Linked DNA regions of Homo sapiens: region 1 is linked to region 2. Evidence: read pairs that join two places in POLR2A ChIA-PET (ENCODE). Cell type or tissue: Panc1. All regions are shown on one strand.

What was found. Peaks named below come from ENCODE experiments on the same cell type or tissue, not always from the same donor. Only the 100,000 strongest peaks of a DNase experiment are listed, where the experiment ranks them.
Region 1: POLR2A ChIA-PET joins it to region 2 with 6 read pairs; 2 of 35 experiments call an interaction of 5 or more read pairs at or near these places.

Annotation. Positions count from the first base shown.
Region 1 is chr16:10,071,636-10,074,135 of GRCh38, forward strand. The region is part of intron 2 of GRIN2A (glutamate ionotropic receptor NMDA type subunit 2A); the gene reads right to left. Among named protein-coding and RNA genes, the nearest start is that of GRIN2A, 110 kb to the right of the region's middle. In Panc1, no CTCF peak of the experiment used is centred here; no DNase peak of the experiment used is centred here; H3K27ac peaks cover 486 bases.
Region 2 is chr16:10,191,819-10,194,318 of GRCh38, forward strand. No RefSeq gene overlaps it. Among named protein-coding and RNA genes, the nearest start is that of GRIN2A, 11 kb to the left of the region's middle. In Panc1, no CTCF peak of the experiment used is centred here; no DNase peak of the experiment used is centred here.

The sequences.
Region 1 (2,500 bases), 120 kb before region 2:
CTCACCAGACAGGGCTCAGGTGGTAAATGAAAGGGATGTACTGAGCCTGTACTCTTGAGAGCATTTTGGGCACAGTACCTGGCTGCTGCTTCTATCACCAGTATGGTCCCAAGCACCAGCCCTGCCTGCCACTATCACTTCTTGAAAGGCAACCCAAGAGGAGAAGTGGACGGGAGCCGACACCAGGCAGGGGTTAAATTGTTTATATGCATCATCTTGTTTAATTTTTAAGACAACCCTATAGGTACAGTACTTTTGTTTATCTCCATTTCACAGAGAAGGAAATGGAGGCACAGAAAGGTGGGTAGGTTGCCCACCTAAGTGATAGAGCTAAAATTCAAACCAGGCAGCCTGATTCCAAAGCCCACACTCTTGGCCACTACATAAAAGATTCTTCACCAGAATGACCTTGGTACCATAGGTTCATGATCAGAAAGTGATGATACCTCTATCTGGGGACTTGGAAACATCCATAGCTCCTTCAATGAGCCCAGGACAATCTTTCACCATCGTGAGAGTGAGCAAAGATGTCTCAAGTGATGCCCTTTGTGGTTAAGCATCATGAGGCTGTTGCATTCCCTGCTGGTAGGGAAATTGGAGGTACGTGCACATTCCATCCCTTGCAATTCTGTACCTTCCATTTGCAGCATGAGAATAAACAACAAGTTGAAATGTGTTTATAAGAGTGAAGCATCAACTTCCAAATCCAGCTGACCTGTGTGGGTTAAAGGACTTAGCAAAGAGAAACAAGTACCTACAATTTTATGGCTCCGATGCCTCTCAGCTTTGGCTGCAATTTGGAAGTACCCAAGGAGCTTTAAAAACTACTGAAGCTGGGGTCCCATGCCCTGAGTTTCTGTTTTGATTTGTCTGCACTGTGCCCTAGGATGGAGGGAAGTTGTAAAGTTCTCCTAGGTGATTATAGTATGCAGTCAAGTTTGAGAACCACTGGACTTAGCCTCTCTTGGGATCTCAGAATAAGTTTGGGTGGGTAGGCTTCTAGAATAAGGCAGTGCCTCTAAAGACGTGGTCTGTGGACCCCCTGACATCAGAATCACCTGGGAATCTGCTTAAACATGTGCATCCTAGGCTCTATCCCTAAATTTAGATTCAGTATTTCTGGGGAATATCCCAGGAATCCACATATTTAACAAGTTATCTGGGTGATTGTCTGTGCTCACTGAAGTTTGGGACACTAGAGAATAGAGAGTAGTCAAAGCCTATGGCTGGTTTTCATTATGGTGGAGAAGCAGAAGGAAAAATGTGCTCAGAGGCAGAGGCAAGATGAGGAAACTCAGTGACAAGACCCCCTTTTTTTTTTTTTTTTTTTTTGAGACAGAGTCTCTTTTCGTTGCCCAGGCCCAGGCTGGAGTACAGTGGCCCAAGCTCGGCTTACTGCAACCTCCTCCTCCCTAGTTCAAGAGATTCCCCTCCCTCAGCCTCCCAAGTAGCTGGGATTACAGGCACCCACCGCCACGTCTGGCTAGTTTTTGTATTGTTAGTAGAGATGGGGTTTCACCATGTTGGCCAAGCTGGTCTCAAACTCCTGACCTCAAATGATTCACTTGCCTTGGCCTACCAAAATGCTGGGATTACAGGTGTGAGCCACCGTGCCCAGTCAAGATCCCGTAATTCTTGAGCATTCCTGAAACCTAGGGAAAGATGGAAAGTGCTTGCAGGCAAGGCCCATGGAAGACAGAAAAATCATTTATAGACTGCAGTCTCTAAAGACACAGGAGTGTTTTACCACATGCTGATATCACGCAGGGTTGGTCTGGGGAAGGGATTCTGAAGCCAGGGGAGGTAGTTTTGGCCACTGAAGTCCTGGCTCAATGGAATCACTTCTTCCCTCTCAGCCTGACAAAGCAAAGTGGGCTAGTCCCATCTTCCTTACCTCCAAAACCAGTACAGCATTAAGAAATTCCTAATCTACCGTGATGTGTGAGGGTCAAAAAAGTGGGCCTAGAGGTGAAAAATGGATCATAGACAAAATATTAGACATCCTTCACCCTTTGTCAAAATTAAAAACTTTTATTCATCAAAGGGCACTATTAAGAAGTGAAAATACGACCAGCCTGGCCAACATGGTGAAACCGCATCTCTACTAAAAATCCAGAAAAAAAAAAAAAATTAGCCGGGCAACAGTAGCACGTGCCTGTAATCCCAGCTACTCAGGAGGCTGAGGCAGGAGAATCACTTGAGCCTGGGAGGCGGAGGTTGCAGTGAGTGAGCTGAGATCGTGCCACTGCACTCCAATCTGTGTGACAGAGTGAGACCCCCGTCACAAAAAAAAAAAAAACGAAGTGAAAACACGACACACAGAAAATATTTGCAAATTATATATCTCATAAAAGTCTAGTATCCAGGGTACATAGAGAACACTCACAACTCAACAATAGAAAGGCGACTCCGTTTTTAAAAAAGGCAAAGGGTCTCAATAGACATTTCTTACAAGATGGCATACAAACAGCCACTAAGCACATAAAAATATGCTCAATAC
Region 2 (2,500 bases):
TGCAATGTGGGATTCTGAATTGAGTCTTGGAACAGAAAAAGGACATTAGTGGAAAACCCTGTAAATCCCAATAAAGCCTGAAGTTTTGTCAACAGCAGTGTACCAGTGTTAGTTTCTTAGTTTTGACAAATTTACCTGCATTGTGTAAGATGTTAACGTTAGGGAAAACCAGGCAAAGTGTTTATAGAAAGTCACTGTACTATCCCTGCAACTTTTCTATAAATCTAAAAACATTCCAAAATAAAAACTTTATTTGAAAAAACAAAAAGCAATATATGCTTAAGAAAGTGACCTATATGCTTATCTATGCGTAGAATATCTCTGGAAGGATACCCAAGGAATTAGCAATCATGGCTGCCGCCAGCGAGGGAACACAGGTGACTGGGAGAAAGTGGAGAGAGACAGGTAAAAGACGGTGGATTCCTTCTCACTGTGAGGCATGATTTGTTTTTGGCATGCACATATATTACCTTCCTGCTTAAAGAATGAGTAAAAAGCTGAGATGGTAGAGAGTAGTGAGTGGGTGTGCTCGTGTGTGTCTGGGTGTGCCCCCAGGTGTCAGGGCACAGTTCAACCAACAACTGCAATGGGAAGCAAAGAAGAATGAGCCCCCACAGCCATGGCAGGGCCTTGGGCTGAGCCCCCAGAGTTACACTCTGCCTGACTTGATCCACCTCTACAAGTTGAAAGAGATCCAGCTGTCTGCAAGGGGCTGACGGCCCCCCATGACAGCAAAACACACCCAACTTTCTGTGTACCAAATCGTTTCTTAGATGCCTGTCCTACTTGAGCTCATCTAATCCTCAGAGCAAACCCACAAGGTTGGAGTTGGTATCCCCTTGTTATGGTGGAGGACACAGAAGCCCAGAGTGGTAAAGTGCTCCCTAAGTATTTACCCAAGGTTGAACTGGTACTAAGTGGTAGAGTTGGGATTTGAGCTTAAGCTTCTGGAGTTCAACCCACTGAGCCTCATAATGTCACAGCTATCAGGCTGTGAGGAAGCTACTGCCTCCTTGCAAGATGGTCACATTGGTTTTTGGCAGGTGGATGGGGCTCCATTGAATGGGGAGGGGATAGGAAGCGTCTCTCTTCTCTGGCTCCCAGAACTGCATTCCCACCACCACCAATGGAGGCCAGCAGCCAGGGGTTTAACCACCGGGGTGGATCTCAGCACTGTCTCAGAAGACAAGATATTAGAAGGACAATAAAACCCAACACCAACCTTCTGGCACAGAAGGTGTTATAAACCTCATTTTCAAGATGAGGCAATAAGACAGATTTAATTTTTTAAAATGGCTTCTGTTATCACATAGCAAGGGACAGAGTGATATGGTAGAGGTAGGGGTTTTGGAACCAAATTACAATCAGTTCAAATCCTAGTTCCTCCCATTCCTTGGGCAACTCATTCAATCTTTTTGAACCTCAGTTTCCTTCTCTGTGAAATGGGGTTAGTGACACCTGCAAATTCTAAGTAATAATGGGCTTCGCACTGAGAGAGCTGTAAACAAACAGTAGCTATGATAATCATAATAAAAGAGCACTTTAAATTTACAAAGACTTTAGCAGTCATAATAATGTCATTTGAGTATGATACTATTCATTGAATACTCACTCTGCAACAGGTACTAGGCTAAGCATATTCTGGGTTTCGTAGTATTTAGTCCTGAGAATGACCCTCTGAGCTGTGTATAATTATTACAGCTAAGGAGAATGAACCCTGAAATAGTAAGTTACTTTCCCAAAGTCTCACAGGAATCCAGCTGCCTAGCCAGGACAAAAGCCTGTTTTCTGGCTTCCAGTCAGCTACACCTACATGCTATGTTAGCACTGTCTTATGGAGGTTGCATGTCAATCCTCACTTAGGGAATCTCAAAATTTAGTGGTCAACAGAAATTATATGGAAGAGATTGAAATGCAGATTCCTTGCCCCTGCCTCCATAAATTCTGATCCTGCAGCTCTGCAGTGGGGTCATGGGAATTTGCTATGTGGCAGATTGTATTTTCCAAAGCTGGCCACAATAATACTTCCCATCCCACATGCTCTTCCTGAATCTTGTCACTTCTCCATCAAGAGGATGAATTTATGAACCCTTGAAACTTGGTGGGCCTTTTTTACTCCCTCAACCAATATAGTACAGCAGAGATGTATATTAGAAAAGTGCGACATAATTGTACCTTGTTCTCTTGGAACCCAGCCACCATGCTGTGAGGAAGCCCAAGCATCCTATGGAGAGCCTTACATAGAGAAGAACCAAGGCCCGCAGCCCTCAGCCCCGGCAGTATTCCCAACCAACAAGTACACCAACCTGCCAGCCCTGTGAGTGAGTCATTTCAGAAGAGAATCCTCCAGTCCCCAGTTGAGCTGACCCAGCAAAGGCAGTCCTGGTGAACTCTGCCCAAGTTGAAGATTCACTGGGAGACTAGTTGCTGTTGTCTTAAGCCACTACAATTTGGAGCAATGTGTTACACAGCAATAAATAACCAATACCCTGCATTTTTA